2 separate regions of the Homo sapiens genome follow, and region 2 is linked to region 1. The links are chromatin loops, found by intact Hi-C in ENCODE. Cell type or tissue: sigmoid colon. All regions are shown on one strand.

Evidence for each region. A loop is a pair of places that touch in the nucleus more often than their neighbours do. Peaks named below come from ENCODE experiments on the same cell type or tissue, not always from the same donor. Only the 100,000 strongest peaks of a DNase experiment are listed, where the experiment ranks them.
Region 2: it touches region 1 in a loop (2.7-fold over the local background); 2 of 110 quality-filtered maps call a loop at or near these places.

What each region holds. Positions count from the first base shown.
Region 1 is chr6:32,191,026-32,199,025 of GRCh38, reverse strand. It overlaps GPSM3 (G protein signaling modulator 3), which reads left to right and starts at 6,383. Exons shown (of 4, transcript NM_001276501.2): 1 at 6,383-6,554; 2 at 6,776-6,878; 3 at 7,118-7,317; 4 at 7,523-8,000. The coding sequence starts at 6,513. The coding sequence ends at 7,660. NOTCH4 (notch receptor 4) reads left to right here. Exons shown (of 30, transcript NM_004557.4): 24 at 1-100; 25 at 296-377; 26 at 467-605; 27 at 1,432-1,727; 28 at 1,954-2,101; 29 at 2,605-2,702; 30 at 2,876-4,183. The coding sequence ends at 3,589. RefSeq lists enhancers at 1,095-1,875, 1,876-2,657, 2,658-3,438 and a silencer at 7,904-8,000. In sigmoid colon, CTCF peaks have their summits at 3,275 (motif pointing left), 3,544 and 3,870 (motif pointing right); DNase peaks (open chromatin) are centred at 2,015, 2,465, 3,255, 6,365 and 4 weaker places; H3K4me3 peaks cover 4,392 bases; H3K27ac peaks cover 6,325 bases.
Region 2 is chr6:31,967,300-31,975,299 of GRCh38, reverse strand. SKIC2 (SKI2 subunit of superkiller complex) reads right to left here. Exons shown (of 28, transcript NM_006929.5): 21 at 7,923-8,000; 22 at 7,438-7,585; 23 at 7,218-7,344; 24 at 6,762-6,972; 25 at 6,504-6,614; 26 at 6,211-6,429; 27 at 5,880-6,020; 28 at 5,549-5,785. The coding sequence ends at 5,585. DXO (decapping exoribonuclease) reads left to right here and starts at 3,162. Exons shown (of 7, transcript NM_005510.4): 1 at 3,162-3,371; 2 at 3,619-3,980; 3 at 4,153-4,388; 4 at 4,475-4,694; 5 at 4,822-4,957; 6 at 5,097-5,191; 7 at 5,276-5,485. The coding sequence starts at 3,625. The coding sequence ends at 5,423. WHR1 (winged helix repair factor 1) reads right to left here and starts at 2,937. Exons shown (of 7, transcript NM_004197.2): 1 at 2,789-2,937; 2 at 2,543-2,679. The coding sequence starts at 2,888. RefSeq lists an enhancer at 2,665-3,375. In sigmoid colon, no CTCF peak of the experiment used is centred here; DNase peaks (open chromatin) are centred at 3,039, 3,849, 4,469 and 5,819; H3K4me3 peaks cover 2,706 bases; H3K27ac peaks cover 2,726 bases.

The DNA of each region.
Region 1 (8,000 bases):
GAGCTCTCTGGCTGCCCCCTGGTTTCACTCGACGGCCTCGGACTCAGTCAGCTCCCCACCGACGCCGGCCCCCACTAGGCGAGGACAGCATTGGTCTCAAGTGAGAATGAGGAGAAACCCAGGCTCAGGAAGGGGAGTCTCTCCTATGGCGATATTTACAATCAGAAAAGATAAGAAATACTATTGCAGAAGTCAAAGATAGGGGAAGGAGAGAGGGGTGGGAAGCCTGCTGGAAATTTTGGAGACCCTGATGGTCATAATTCCGTGTAACCTCTACCCACCCATTCCTTTCCAGGGCACTGAAGCCAAAGGCAGAAGTTGATGAGGATGGAGTTGTGATGTGCTCAGGCCCTGAGGAGGGAGAGGAGGTGGGCCAGGTGAAAGGGCTGGGGCAAGAATGGTCTGGAGGTGATGGAAGGGATGAAAGGGCAAATCAACCTTCACTGATCCTTGCTGTTACCCAAAGGCTGAAGAAACAGGCCCACCCTCCACGTGCCAGCTCTGGTCTCTGAGTGGTGGCTGTGGGGCGCTCCCTCAGGCAGCCATGCTAACTCCTCCCCAGGAATCTGAGATGGAAGCCCCTGACCTGGACACCCGTGGACCTGGTATGTGAGTCAACCCAGACCAAGAAAAAAAAAAAAAGTCCTTTGACCCTATTAGAATCAGAGAGTCCTTTAATATCAGAACTAGAGGAAATAATTTTAGACTGAGTGCCTTAGAACAATGATTCTCAAAGTGTGGTCCTCAGACAGCAAAATCAGCATCACCTGGGAATTTGTCAGAAATGCAAATTATTGGGCTCCACTACAGAGCTACTGACTCAGGAATTTAAAATGTTAGGCAATCTGTTTTAACAAGCCCTTCAGGTGAATCTGATCCAGACTCGTTTGAGAAAACCACTGCTAGGCCGGGCGTGGTGGCTCACGCCTGTAATCCCAGCACTTTGGGAGGCCAAGGCGGGTGGATCACAAGGTCAGGAGATCGAGACCATCCTGGCTAACACAGTGAAACCCCGTCTCTACTAAAAATACAAAAAATTAGCCGGGCGTGGTGGCGGGAGCCTGTAGTCCCAGCTGCTCTGGAGGCTAAGGCAGGAGAATGGCGTGAACCTGGGAGGAGGAGCTTGCAGTGAGCCGAGATCGCGCCACTGCACTCCAGCCTGGGTGACAGGGCGAGACTCCGTCTCAGAAAAAAAAAAAAAAAAAAGAGAAAACCACTGCCCTGGAATGTCAGAGAATTAAGCTGCAGGTTCCTTTTACAGAGGAAGAAACTGAAGTCAGAGAAAAGCAGAAAAGTCACTTGGCTAAAGCCACACAGAGCCAGAACTTAGCTTCCCAACACCTCAGGTTTTGATTCTCTCTGAGCTTACATGTTGTCCCTTCCCCCTTGTTGTGTCCTTTAGATTGACCCATTACTCTGTCTTACCAACAGATGGGGTGACACCCCTGATGTCAGCAGTTTGCTGTGGGGAAGTACAGTCCGGGACCTTCCAAGGGGCATGGTTGGGATGTCCTGAGCCCTGGGAACCTCTGCTGGATGGAGGGGCCTGTCCCCAGGCTCACACCGTGGGCACTGGGGAGACCCCCCTGCACCTGGCTGCCCGATTCTCCCGGCCAACCGCTGCCCGCCGCCTCCTTGAGGCTGGAGCCAACCCCAACCAGCCAGACCGGGCAGGGCGCACACCCCTTCATGCTGCTGTGGCTGCTGATGCTCGGGAGGTCTGCCAGGTTAGCACACACTGAGGTCCCTACAGGGAATGGGGCGAGCTTACAAGTAAAGCTGGACAGAAGCATCCCCTAGAGTTTGACAAGGAGGAAATTGGTGTGATTGGGAACCTGACAGGGAAACTGCGGAGGATGGCTGAATATGGATTGCGAGTGGGGTTAATAGTGTAAGGAACTCGAGTTGGCAGTCCAAGGTACCCCAGGGGTCACTGGCCCTCTGTCTCCCCAGCTTCTGCTCCGTAGCAGACAAACTGCAGTGGACGCTCGCACAGAGGACGGGACCACACCCTTGATGCTGGCTGCCAGGCTGGCGGTGGAAGACCTGGTTGAAGAACTGATTGCAGCCCAAGCAGACGTGGGGGCCAGAGATAAATGGGGTATGTAGAGGAAGGGGTGATGTATGCTATAGAGAAGTTGAGCAGATGGGGTGGGAGATAGCGTGCAAAATATAGGTGCAGCAGAGGGGCATTCCCTCTCATCCTGCTGTTACGGCGGTCAATCTGAGATGCGGTGGAAGTACGGGCCGCGTGAGTTTCCCCCCCCAACTCCCACCCTCAACACCACACTGGCCCTCCGCTCCAGCTTACTGGGGAACTGGCATGGAACACAGTGTCTGTGGAAAGGGGGGGGAATCTCGTGGGGGGAGACTGTCTCCCGGTCTCACCGACCCCAGAACAATGCCCCATTGTCCCTCCCGCGCACTGGTGACGTCACCAGGGCAACACTTCCTGCAGGCCGGTGGTCTCCTGGGCAACGCTTCCCGCCTTTGAGGGACCAGCCGGCCCGAATAGCCCTTCCCCCAAGGCCAGAACCCGTGGGAAACCGGAACCCAGGCGTCTGGCCCCCAACTGGGGTAACAACCTCCCACGTCGTCCCCTAGGGAAAACTGCGCTGCACTGGGCTGCTGCCGTGAACAACGCCCGAGCCGCCCGCTCGCTTCTCCAGGCCGGAGCCGATAAAGATGCCCAGGACAACAGGGTTAGATGGGACAGAGGGCTTCCCACAAAACAGTCAGGCGCACGAGAGATGGAAAGTGCGGTAACCCGCAAAGCCTGAAGGGATAGGGGCCAGTGGTCGCGCAAGTGAAGGCAGAAAGGCCCAGTCCTGTGGGCGTGGCCTTCCCTGATATCGGCCCTGGCTCTTCTGTACAGGAGCAGACGCCGCTATTCCTGGCGGCGCGGGAAGGAGCGGTGGAAGTAGCCCAGCTACTGCTGGGGCTGGGGGCAGCCCGAGAGCTGCGGGACCAGGCTGGGCTAGCGCCGGCGGACGTCGCTCACCAACGTAACCACTGGGATCTGCTGACGCTGCTGGAAGGGGCTGGGCCACCAGAGGCCCGTCACAAAGCCACGCCGGGCCGCGAGGCTGGGCCCTTCCCGCGCGCACGGACGGTGTCAGTAAGCGTGCCCCCGCATGGGGGCGGGGCTCTGCCGCGCTGCCGGACGCTGTCAGCCGGAGCAGGCCCTCGTGGGGGCGGAGCTTGTCTGCAGGCTCGGACTTGGTCCGTAGACTTGGCTGCGCGGGGGGGCGGGGCCTATTCTCATTGCCGGAGCCTCTCGGGAGTAGGAGCAGGAGGAGGCCCGACCCCTCGCGGCCGTAGGTTTTCTGCAGGCATGCGCGGGCCTCGGCCCAACCCTGCGATAATGCGAGGAAGATACGGAGTGGCTGCCGGGCGCGGAGGCAGGGTCTCAACGGATGACTGGCCCTGTGATTGGGTGGCCCTGGGAGCTTGCGGTTCTGCCTCCAACATTCCGATCCCGCCTCCTTGCCTTACTCCGTCCCCGGAGCGGGGATCACCTCAACTTGACTGTGGTCCCCCAGCCCTCCAAGAAATGCCCATAAACCAAGGAGGAGAGGGTAAAAAATAGAAGAATACATGGTAGGGAGGAATTCCAAAAATGATTACCCATTAAAAGGCAGGCTGGAAGGCCTTCCTGGTTTTAAGATGGATCCCCCAAAATGAAGGGTTGTGAGTTTAGTTTCTCTCCTAAAATGAATGTATGCCCACCAGAGCAGACATCTTCCACGTGGAGAAGCTGCAGCTCTGGAAAGAGGGTTTAAGATGCTAGGATGAGGCAGGCCCAGTCCTCCTCCAGAAAATAAGACAGGCCACAGGAGGGCAGAGTGGAGTGGAAATACCCCTAAGTTGGAACCAAGAATTGCAGGCATATGGGATGTAAGATGTTCTTTCCTATATATGGTTTCCAAAGGGTGCCCCTATGATCCATTGTCCCCACTGCCCACAAATGGCTGACAAATATTTATTGGGCACCTACTATGTGCCAGGCACTGTGTAGGTGCTGAAAAGTGGCCAAGGGCCACCCCCGCTGATGACTCCTTGCATTCCCTCCCCTCACAACAAAGAACTCCACTGTGGGGATGAAGCGCTTCTTCTAGCCACTGCTATCGCTATTTAAGAACCCTAAATCTGTCACCCATAATAAAGCTGATTTGAAGTGTTACCTTTTTTTGGAGGAATTGGGGAGAAGAATGGGAAAAAAGATGGGAGTGACTGCATAATGTCAGCATTTTGTGCTTTTGGCTCAGCATTTGGATTGGATGGAGGATGTAAGTATAGTTTAAAAGCAAGAATAAGTATATTTAGGGGCCCTATGATAATTTAGGGTATTATCTGAAAGCAAGAATCTAGTAGCCAAGGGAGAAACCGCACACACTAGGTCAGGGGTCCCCAACCCTTGGGCCACAGACTGGTACTGGTCCATGGCCTCTTAGGAACTGGGCCACACAGCAGGAGGTGAGCAAGCATTACTGCCCAAGCTCCACCTCCTGTCAGATCAGCATAAGCATTAAATTCTCATAGGAACTCGAACCCTATTGTGAACTGTGCATGCAAGGGATCTAAGTTTCTCGCTTCTTACGGGAATCTAATGCCTAATGATCTGGGGTGGAACAGTTTCATCCTGAAACCAGCCCTCCGTCGCCACCGACCATGGAATAATTGTCTTCCACGAAACTCTTCCCTGGTGCCAAAAAGGTAGGAGACCACTGCACTAGATGATGCACACACTTTGTCCCTCATCCTAGGGCTTTTACTTATGGCCACTTAGGAGATTCCTAAGGCCACAAGTCAAGTAGATGGAGAGAGTATCTTGAAACTTTGTCCACCTTGCAGCAATATGTTGCTAGGTTTGAAACATGGAGTCATGAGGCATTTTGAAAGCCAATAATATCTACAGTTTATTAAGTATTCACTATGCATCAAGTGCTTCATTACATTATTAATACATCAACCCTATGAAGTAGGTGCTATTAAAACCCTATTTCACTCAGAAATTGAGGCACAGAGATCTGCCCAAGATTGCAAGGAATAAGCGGCAGGACCAGATCTCTTCATCACATTTCACATTCCAAATCACTCAGCTATAAACTCCCTAACATGACAGGTTGCCATTTAGAGGTACCAAATGGTTGTCTGCCCTGCTCCTTCCTTGATGCCAACCAGCCTGATTAGCATTGATCAAAGACCAAGCCAGAGAGGTAGTCCTCTCCCTTTTCAATTTCATTTCATTTCTTTCTTTTTCTGAAACAGGGTATTGCTCTGTTGCCCAGCCTGGAGTGCAGTGGCACAAATGGCTCACTGCAGCCACAACCTCCTGGGCTCAAGCAATCTTCCTACCTCAGCCTCTCATTGTTCCATATCTATATCTCTTATGCCCAAAATAAAATTTCCCCTGCCCCTTGTCTGCACTAAACTATAAGTTTCCAAAATGAACCCTTCCCGTACTCTATTTGGTACACATCTTGTCTCCTGAATAGAGTGTATTTTTTATTTTATTTTATTTTGGAGACGGAGTCTCGCTCTGTCACCTAGGCTGGAGCGCAGTGGCACAATCTCAGTTCACCGCAACCTCCGCCTCCCGGGTTCAAGCAATTCTCCTGCCTCAACCTCCTGAGTAGCTGGGATTACAGGCGCATGTGGCCACGCCCAGCTAATTTTTTGTATTTTAGTAAAGATGGGGTTTCACCATGTTCCCCAGGCTGGTCTCCAACTCCTGAGCTCAGGCAATCCACCCGCCTCAGCCTCCCGAAGTGCTAGGATTACAGGTGTGAGCCACCGCAGCCGGCCATCTCCTGAATAGATTTTAAATACCTAGAGGTCAGGGATGATTATTCAATACATATATATTGAATACTTACTATGTGTTGGACCCGGTGCTAGGGTTTTATGTATATATTTGAGAGCTCCACATCCCTGGATCTGAATCCTCCACTTCCCACTGGAACCATGCCCCTCCCAGTCCCGGTAAGTAAGAGGGAAGATCGGGAGGGCCAAATCCTACACCAGGGTCTATCTTAGGGAGGGAAGGGACCTGGCTGGGGGGAGGGGGATTCTGAGGAGTGAAACCACTTCCTGTGTAGCTAGTTCCTGTGTTGACAGAAAGAGCAGAAGAGGAGGTGGGGTGGAGGGAGCAGAGCCAGGGATTAGGGGACTACTGAGGCTCTGGAGATGAGACCGCCAGGAGTCCTTCCCCACCATGAGCCCCCTCCACTCCTGCAGCTGGAGGAGTTTTTCCCAGTCTCAGTGCTGCCCTGGGGCGAGAGAGACTGAACAAGCTGTTTGGGTGGGAAGAGAATGGAGGAAGTTGACAGGGATGGGCGGGGCCCGTGGGGGGGCTGACCAGGAACCCAGCTTCCTGCTCAGTACCCAGGCATCCAGCCCCCAGCTCACCCCCACCCCTTCCAGCCCCCACTCCCCTCAGGAACCCAAGGTTCCAGCCCTCCTCCCAAATCCCAGCCACCCCTCCCCCACCAGTTTCTCCCCTCTAGGGGATGGAGGCTGAGAGACCCCAGGAAGAAGAGGATGGTGAGCAGGTGAGCTGGGCACGGGGTTGGGGAGGCTGACACTGGGAAAGAAGGGAGGTGAGAGGACCTGGGGCAGAAATGTAGGGACACAGGGGCCTTGAAAGGCTTGGGCAAACTGAGGCAGGAACAGAGACACACAGAGAGGAAACGGGCCACTGGCCTAGCCCCCTGTCCACTCCTCCCGCTTCAACCACCACTGCTTGACTAGAATGGACATATTTTGGCATCAGGGCCCCCCTCAGGATGAGGAAGGCTGGCCCCCTCCAAACTCCACCACTCGGCCTTGGCGATCTGCTCCTCCATCCCCTCCTCCTCCAGGGACCCGCCACACAGGTACCCCTACCCACCCAGGGAGAGCCCCGACCCTAGTGCCCACATCCTGACCCCATTACCAAGGCCCACTCCATTGTGGGCCCTCTCCCCACCTCCTCCAGACTCCCCTTGGGATTCCCCATTGCACCCCCTCTCCTCTGATCCAAAGTCCCTAATCACGTCACCCTGTCCACACTCCCCCACGGCTCCTGTCTGCCAACCTCTCTGGGTCTCTGAGCCCTCCACACCCCTCTCCCCAGCCCTGGGACCCCGCTCGGCCTCCCTGCTCTCCCTGCAGACTGAACTCCTTCTGGACCTGGTGGCTGAAGCCCAGTCCCGCCGCCTGGAGGAGCAGAGGGCCACCTTCTACACCCCCCAAAACCCCTCAAGCCTAGCCCCTGCCCCACTCCGTCCTCTCGAGGACAGAGAACAGCTTTACAGCACTATCCTCAGTCACCAGGTAAGACATCCCCCCAGGAGGCAAACCCAGGCCTCCTGGTCTCTTGGCCCCTGTTCTCTTTGGGGCTCTACTCCTGTTTCTCCCTAGGCACCCCATCGCCTTCACAGGTTTCCTATATGCCTCCCCATACCAACCCTTGATCCTCTCAAGAACCTCCTCCTCTCAGACCCTCACCAAAGCTCTCCCTCTCCCTCCACTCCTCCAGTGCCAGCGGATGGAAGCCCAGCGGTCAGAGCCTCCCCTCCCTCCAGGGGGGCAAGAGCTCCTGGAGTTGCTGCTGAGAGTTCAGGGTGGGGGTCGAATGGAGGAGCAAAGGTCCCGGCCCCCCACACACACCTGCTGAGACTTGAGCCCCAACCAGCCCTTCCTTGCCACTGGTCTCAAAGCTGGGCAGCCCATTGCATGCCCTCAACTCTTGCTTGGCAGGGGTACCAGAGACTGAAAGACACGGCACAAATCTCAATATTCATCTCCCACATCACCTTCCCTGGGAACTGGACAGGGTGAAAGTCCTCAAACTCTGGGAACAGGCGAGATGGAACAGGGATTTAACTCCCCGCCCACAGGTCCATGGGAGCTTGAGGCAGTAAGGGGGATCCCAGGCACCCATCTCAAGGAGTGGCTGGGAGTCTTTTCCCTAACTTGTGGGGACACCACCAGTTGTCAAGCTACTAGGCAGTAGG
Region 2 (8,000 bases), 220 kb after region 1:
AACCCAGGAGGCAGAGGTTGCAGTGAGTTGAGATCACACCACTGCACTCCAGCCTGGGCAACAGAGCGACACTCCACCTCAAAAAAAAAAAAAAAAAAGGGAAAACTAAGGCAACAATGACCACAGCAGTCACCTCCCAGGGACATTCTGATCAGAGACATTTTGATCAGAGAGGGATATATGTGGGATACTGGTCATATTCTATAGTTTGACCTAGGGAGTGGCTAGATAGGTATCTGCTTTATAAACATCATTTAAATTATATATGTTTATATTTTCATTCTGCAACTTTTAAAGGTTTTTAAAAACAAAAGCTAACACCAATACATTAAAATCAACAAATACTCCTTAAGGAGTGGTTCCATCTGGCATGCTTCCTCACGGGAGACCTAGTCAGGGAGACTAGCTCACCTCAAGTGAGTGCTAGACTGCCTTCCTTTTCTTTCCTCTTTTCTTGAAAGATCACTATTAACCTTCTACCTGCTAAATCCAATGGACAGATTTCAGTTCTGGGTTTTTTTGTTGTTGTTTTCATTTTTTTAGAGACAGGGTCTCCCTCTGTTACCCAGCCTGGAGTGCAGTCGTGCAATCATAGCTCACTGCAGCCTCAAATTCCTGGGCTCAAGCACTCCTTCTGCCTCAACTTCCCAAACAGCTAGAACAATAGGTGCACACCACCATGCCCAGCTAAGAATTTTTGTGTTTTAATTTATTTATTTAGTAGAGATGGGATCTCAGTTATTTAGTAAAGATGGGGTCTCACTTTGTTGCCCAGGCTGGTCTCAAACTTTTGGTTTCAAGCTATACTCCTGCCTCAGTCTCCCAAAGTGGTGGGAGTACAGGCATGAGCCACCACACTCAGCCTAGATTTCAGTTTATATTTTACTTTACCTCTTCCCTCTTCTTAGACCACTGTCTTGAATCACAGGTTCTAATACTGCCAACTACTTCACTTTCTCAAAAATCTCTTTACTTTCACAGTAGGCCTCTTCCTGGGTTACTTTTTTTTTTTTTTTTTTTGAGACAAAGTCTAGCTCTATCACCCAGGGTGGGGTGCAGCGGTGCTATCTCAGCTCACTGCAACCTCCGCCTCCCCAGCTCAAGCAATCCTCCCACCTCAGCCTCCCCAGTAGCTCTATAGGCGCGTACCACCACGCCTGGCTAATTTTTGTATTTTTTGTAGAGATGGGGTTATGTCATGTTGCCCATGCTGGTATCAAACTCATGAGCTCAAGAGATCCACCCACCTCGGCCTCCCAAAGTGCTGGGATTACAGGTGTGAGCCACCGCGCCGGCCTCTGGGTTCCTCTTAACTCAGGCAAGTCCCTCTCTGCCTCTGTCACAGATTCCTCTTCTTCTGCTTTCCCTTTATGTCAGTGGATCTCAAATTTTAAGGCACACTTAAAAAGCACTTGAGGCAGTTCAAAAATGTAGAGTCCCAAATCCCGCCCCAAGAGAGCGTAATTCATTAACCTTGGATGAGTCCCAGGAACCTGTATTTTTTTTAACAAGCAGCCCACGTAATTTTGACACAGGCATAATAACTCAGCTCATATATTCAGTAACACTGCCTTAAATGATGGTGTTTCCCAGCATTGTGGATTTGACCCTATTAACTTCCACTCTAAACCTGGAGTCCTTAACCACGGACCTCGCAGGATTAGTAAAATATTTCCCCCCTAACTATACATACACCCTATGTATATGTGGCAAACGTGCATTTTTCTGGAGAGAGATAGCCATAGCTTTTATCACCTTCTAAAGATTACAAAAAGGTTAGAAATCACTCCTCTACCCACTCTTCCTACTGGATCTCACCACATCACAGAATTAACCACTTGCTATTCACACCTCCATGACTTGTAATTCTATTATCACTGGCCCAGAATTCTCTCCAACTCTCATATCCAACTGTCTAATACCTTTGTCTTTGGATGCTCCACATGCACCATCAACTCAACTTGTATAAAATTAAACACATTATCTGTAGTCCAACAACTAAATGTGCTCCTAATACCACCAGCCACGCAGTCATCTGGAAAGTCTGAGTTGTCCTGGACTCCTCCCTCTTCCTCACTCTCCTCTCCCTCCCTACTGCACTGACCTAATTTAGGCCTTCACCACTTCTCAGATGCAGTATCTTCTTAGCTGACCTCCCTGCCTCATCCACTATCTCCAATACACCATTCCCTCTCTCTATGATATTCTCTACCAGCCCATCGCCTCAGTGTAAGATGGAAACAACACTGATGTACAAGGCCTGTCATGATCTGACGTCTGACTGCACTCCCAGCGCTGTATGTTCGAACCATGCCCCATGACTCGGTTTCCCCAAAAGCCTCGTTCTTCTACCTCCATGATTTGAAATGCCCTGTACTACCTGCGGGACTTTTAACAGGGTCTCTGTGGCACCCCAGTGCCTGGCACAGTGCCCTCGCCTGAAAGGCCTAATGCTTGCTGAACGGCTGGCGGAGTGACTGAGTGACAGGGAATTCCAGGAGTTAGGAAAGGGGCTTCCGGCGGTCGCACCGACGCCCCTCACCAGCTGCCGGTCGGCCACGGTCCTGTCAGGCACAAGGCTGTACACCTGGCTCCTCAGCACGATGGGCGGCAGCGCGTCCTCAAACAGGCCTCGCGGGAACAGCTGCATGAGTTCTGAGACAGCCGCGCGCGCCGACCCTGGGCAGATAAATCGGCTCACGGACAGGGAACTGGGGCGGGGACGCGGTTCTAACAAAACTCTCGGCTACCGGAAGCGAGGCCCCACCCCCGGGGTTGCCATGGTTACCTGGCTCACCCCGAAGAGGATCCGACTCCACAGGCCCTCGCTTCCGCCGCCTCTTAACTCCAAAGGTCTCCGGGATCAGGTGATGCCTCTTCCAGCTCATATCCCGGGATTTTATGGTACCGGGGAAGGGGTAGGAATGGAGGGAAGAGAACCTGAAAATAGGGTCTTCCGGCGCAGAGCAGTGACGTACGGTCTCCCCGGGCGTCCCTCCTAGACCAGGTGATGACGAAAGGAGCGTCAACTTGTCGTCCCTCAGGCCCGTCAGTGCTGGGAGGGGCGGTGGCGACGCACATACCAGCATCACCTCCGCCAGGCCGGGCCCCACGCCGGCCGCGGATTGGCTCCCTCCAAGGGCACGCACGCCCGGGGACTCGTTGGCGGCGTGGAGGGGCGCCGGTGGCCACGTTGGTGTCAACCTCCTTCGTGAAGCTCACACCTCCCCCGCCCCGGGAGGGGTTTGCCCGCCACTGTCGCTGAATGATTGCATCATCGAAAGCAGAAAACCACTTTTGCATCCTTCGGCCTCTGGCGTGCCTGCCATGACGTCATAGCTCTGCGGAGGTGGAAGTTGGGGAGCTTTGAGGTAACTGGATTCTTGATCTGAGCGCAGACGTCCTTCCTAACCTCACTGCATTTGGAGGACCTGGAGGGAGGGTGGGTGAAGGGCAAGGAAAGAGGCAGGATGAGAGCTTGGCCGCGGTGGCGTCTGAGGGGCCTGAATGTTTCAAGGCCAGAGCCTGGCGATCAGGTGGCTCGCTTAGTCCTAAACCAGTCATCCTTCTCCAGGCCTCCTCTGTAGAATGGAAACTCTGTACCCCTGCTTGTCTTAGGACCTCATGGATCCCAGGGGGACCAAGAGAGGAGCTGAGAAGACAGAGGTAGCTGAGCCTCGGAACAAACTACCTCGTCCAGCACCTTCTCTGCCCACAGACCCTGCCCTCTACTCTGGGCCCTTTCCTTTCTACCGGCGCCCTTCGGAACTGGGCTGCTTCTCCCTGGATGCTCAACGCCAGTACCATGGAGATGCCCGAGCCCTGCGCTACTATAGCCCACCCCCCACTAACGGTCCAGGCCCCAACTTTGACCTCAGAGACGGATACCCGGATCGATACCAGCCCCGGGACGAGGAGGTCCAGGAAAGGCTGGACCACCTGCTGTGCTGGCTCCTGGAACACCGAGGCCGGTTGGAGGGGTGAGCAAAGCGTGGTAGGCAGTATATCTGGAGACCCGTACCTACCCTCTAAAATTAGGAGAGCCAAAGCCGGGGTGAGAATCAGTCCTTAGAAGAAACAAGACTATTCTTCGAGGGGAGCATCTCACTAATGCTTGTGTCAGACCTTCAGCCTGTAACTCCTGCCTCTCAGGGGTCCAGGCTGGCTGGCAGAGGCCATAGTGACGTGGCGGGGGCACCTGACAAAACTGCTGACGACACCGTATGAGCGGCAGGAGGGCTGGCAGCTGGCAGCCTCCCGGTTCCAGGGAACACTATACCTGAGTGAAGTGGAGACACCGAACGCTCGGGCCCAGAGGCTTGCTCGGCCACCGCTCCTCCGGGAGCTTATGTACATGGGATACAAATTTGAGCAGTACATGTGTGCAGGTGAGTTGCCCCTGCTTCATAGCCCCCTTCCCCTTCCCAGAGGTTGAGAGCCCCCCACGCCTGCTGCTGCTTCTCTCCTTGTGCAGACAAACCTGGAAGCTCCCCAGACCCCTCTGGGGAGGTTAACACCAACGTGGCCTTCTGCTCTGTGCTACGCAGCCGCCTGGGAAGCCACCCTCTGCTCTTCTCAGGGGAGGTAGACTGCACAGACCCCCAAGCCCCATCCACACAGCCCCCAACCTGCTATGTGGAGCTCAAGACCTCCAAGGAGATGCACAGCCCTGGCCAATGGAGGAGTTTCTACAGGTTCAGGATCGGGGTGGGCAGGGCGAGAGCTTAGGCTTGAAGGCTGGGAAAGGGACTTGGGGAGGAGGGTGAAGGCAGAATGGAGGGTGCACGAGGGGTCCCACTGATCCCTTGCTTTTCCTGTCAGACACAAGCTCCTGAAATGGTGGGCTCAGTCATTCCTCCCAGGGGTCCCGAATGTTGTTGCTGGCTTCCGTAACCCAGACGGTTTTGTCTCTTCCCTCAAGACCTTTCCTACCATGAAGATGTTTGAATATGTCAGGGTAAGGGAACGATGTTGCAGCTCCCACCCGTATCCCCAAACACCAAGACCACAGGTCTAGCATCCAGGGCAACAGCCTGCCTTCTCTCCTCCCACCACCCCCACTGCCCATCTTCTGCCTCCTCCTCTGCCTGCTCCAGAATGACCGTGACGGCTGGAATCCCTCTGTGTGCATGAACTTCTGTGCCGCCTTCCTTAGCTTTGCCCAGAGCACGGTTGTCCAGGATGACCCCAGGTGAGGCATTCAGCTCTGTCCCTCCCCTCTGGATCCCAGGATCCAGCCTCTGGCCCTCAACTGATGCCTCCATCTGCCCCCCAGGCTCGTTCATCTCTTCTCTTGGGAGCCTGGCGGCCCAGTCACCGTGTCTGTACACCAAGATGCACCTTACGCCTTCCTGCCCATATGGTATGTGGAAGCTATGACTCAGGACCTCCCATCACCCCCCAAGACTCCCTCTCCCAAATAGTAATGCTTTAGAGGGAGGCAGTCATATCTCTGTGTGCAGATAATAAAAGCATATTTCTAAGAGGTTCTCTCGCTGTCTTCTTAGCTGAGTCATCCCTGTCCAGCAACTCAAGCACACAACAGTGCTTTGCTGTTTTATCATCATGTTTTTACATGGGGCATTCACTGGGTGTAGAGGCTGGCCGCAAATACGATGTCCCGCCGTAGCAAGGTAGCCGCTGTCTCCATCTTGGCACCCAGCACAGGCTCTCCTACCAGGCGGGCTGCCCCCCGCAGTGAGCGACACATCTCAGCCAGGCGCTGAATGCAGCGGACCACCAGGCCCTCAGGGGTCCCTGAGAGCCCTGCCAACTCGGAGAAGGGCTGTGGGGAAAGTAGGGTGAGGACTGGATGCACTCAGCCTGGGCAGGTTCTCCCCAGCCAGCCGTCTGCAAAATCCCAAACCTCAGGTACTCACCATGCCCCGGGCCCACTCATATACAACCTCAACCAGCCCAAAATTCAGCTCCCCCACAAATTCCTCCACCGTCTGGTTCAGGCCACAAGCCACCTGGACCTCACCAATCCGCTTGGCCACAGCCCGGACACGTTCTATTCCCTGCAGGAAAGAAGGAGAGGTTAAGGCCTGCCTTCCTGCTCCAGGACAGGGAAGGACCAGATCAAGAAGGCAGCCATTTTCCATCCTTGGGGCACTTACAGGGCTGGAGGGGGTCACCTGGGGGACTACCTGAAGGTGAAGGTCAGGAATGCCACAGCCCTGGCAGGGAGAAAGGGGTGGTGTCCCCTACCTGCTTGAGGGTGTTTGGGAGCTGATCCCCAGCGTCCCCAGGGCTCTGGCAGACCAGGCCAGAGAGCAAGGCAGCAATCTCCTCAGGCCGCAGGGTGCTCAGTGCATTGTCAAACATGAGCTCAGTGAGGAGCAACTCATGGCTGCTCATGGCACAAGCCACCCGCCCTGCCAGCTTCACAGTGCCCGCCTCGTCCACATAACCCAGGGTTCGGAGCACCTGCAAGAAAAAGGGTGGGCATTGGACACACTGCTGTCCCCTAGCCCCCCTGCCCCAACCACTGCCCCACCCACCTCTACTCGCTGATGGTACTCAGGAAGCAGCAGCAATGACTGATCCGACAGTAGGAAGCGCAGCCGCTCCATCTCCTTCTGTATCTGCATTCGCTCCCGCAGCTTCAGGTACTGCAGAGAGCCACCCGTCAGCCTTCTCCTTGCCCCTTAGCAGGGGTGCACTGAGGACAAGGGCTGAGATGGGGGCGGTCAGTCTACAGGGGACCACAGAGGAAAAGCCCCTACTCCCAGCTTGGGAGTTACCACCCAGGGTCCTACCTGGGCAGGAAAACGGGGGCTGTGTACACACTGAGCCCCCTGGATCAGCTCCTCCAGCTTCCGGGCCCGGAGCCCACCCTCTACAACTGACATATCTTTGAGCTGCAGGTCATTGACAGGGTCGAGGGTGGGAGGTCCGGCTGGGTGGGCCTGAGCCAGACGCAGCAGTTCCTGGACAGCAGTGGTCACGGCTGCAAGGGGAGGATCCTTCCTGAAGAGGGAGCAGATCTTAAGATCTGGGGTAAGATCTTCTCTCCCCCAGAAGCCTCCCTCAGGCTGTGGAAGCCCTCTTACTACAACCTCCACTTCACAGTCTCCCTTAGGCTGGGGGAGCCCCCTCACTACAACCCCACCACTTCATGGTCTCCCTCAGGCTGGAGGAAACTCCCAGACCACTGCCCCTCCCTGCCTCTACGTGCCCCTCTGGAGGAGAAGGGCCTCCCTAGCATCTCTGACTTGAATTTTGGCTGCTGCCTCTTGCTGAAGTCCTCCAAGATCTTCTCCCCATTCACCCGGAGCACCTTGGTGGTGATGGCAGCCATATCTCCTGGCTGGAGCTTGACCACGGTGTGGTCACAAGGCCCTGTGAAAAGGGGAGAGCAGGGCAGACATTGCCATGGACCCAGGCATCCTGCTTATACTGCTGGCAGAAAACAGACATCTGCCACACTCTCACCTTCAGGCAGGAACAGCTTGAATCCCACGAGGTCATCTGGATAGGGCACCTCTGCAGTGGCTGGCCCCCTGTCCTGTGGGTCCTGGGACAAGGGCTTATCACACAAGACCAGGGTTGTGAATACTCTGCTGGTGGAGTTCGAGGAGACCTGGGGGTGGTCAGAGAGGCCAGGAGAGGGGGGTGTGATGAGTAGACATCAAAGGCAGAGACCAGATACCCACCCTTGGGCAGGAATCAGGAAGCAACCATGCAGAGCTCACCAGTAGAGAGGGGCAACCAAGTCAAGCGATCAGAGCAGACTTCTTGGGGTGGTGGGAGGAAGGAGTGAGCATGATGTGGTGATGGGAAGGGAGAGGGTGAAAAGGAGGGCAAGAGGGGAAAATGAGGGCCCTATGATGACGCAACCTGCCCTGGCCAAGTGGGGAAAATGGAGAGAGGGCTTGCTCCCTCCCACCCTCTGGAGTCCAAATTCCCATCACCCTCACCTGTAGGATCACTCCCAATGCGTTGTGATGCTCCTGATTCTTCACAACCACCACCCTTCCTGCTGAGAGAGACTTCAG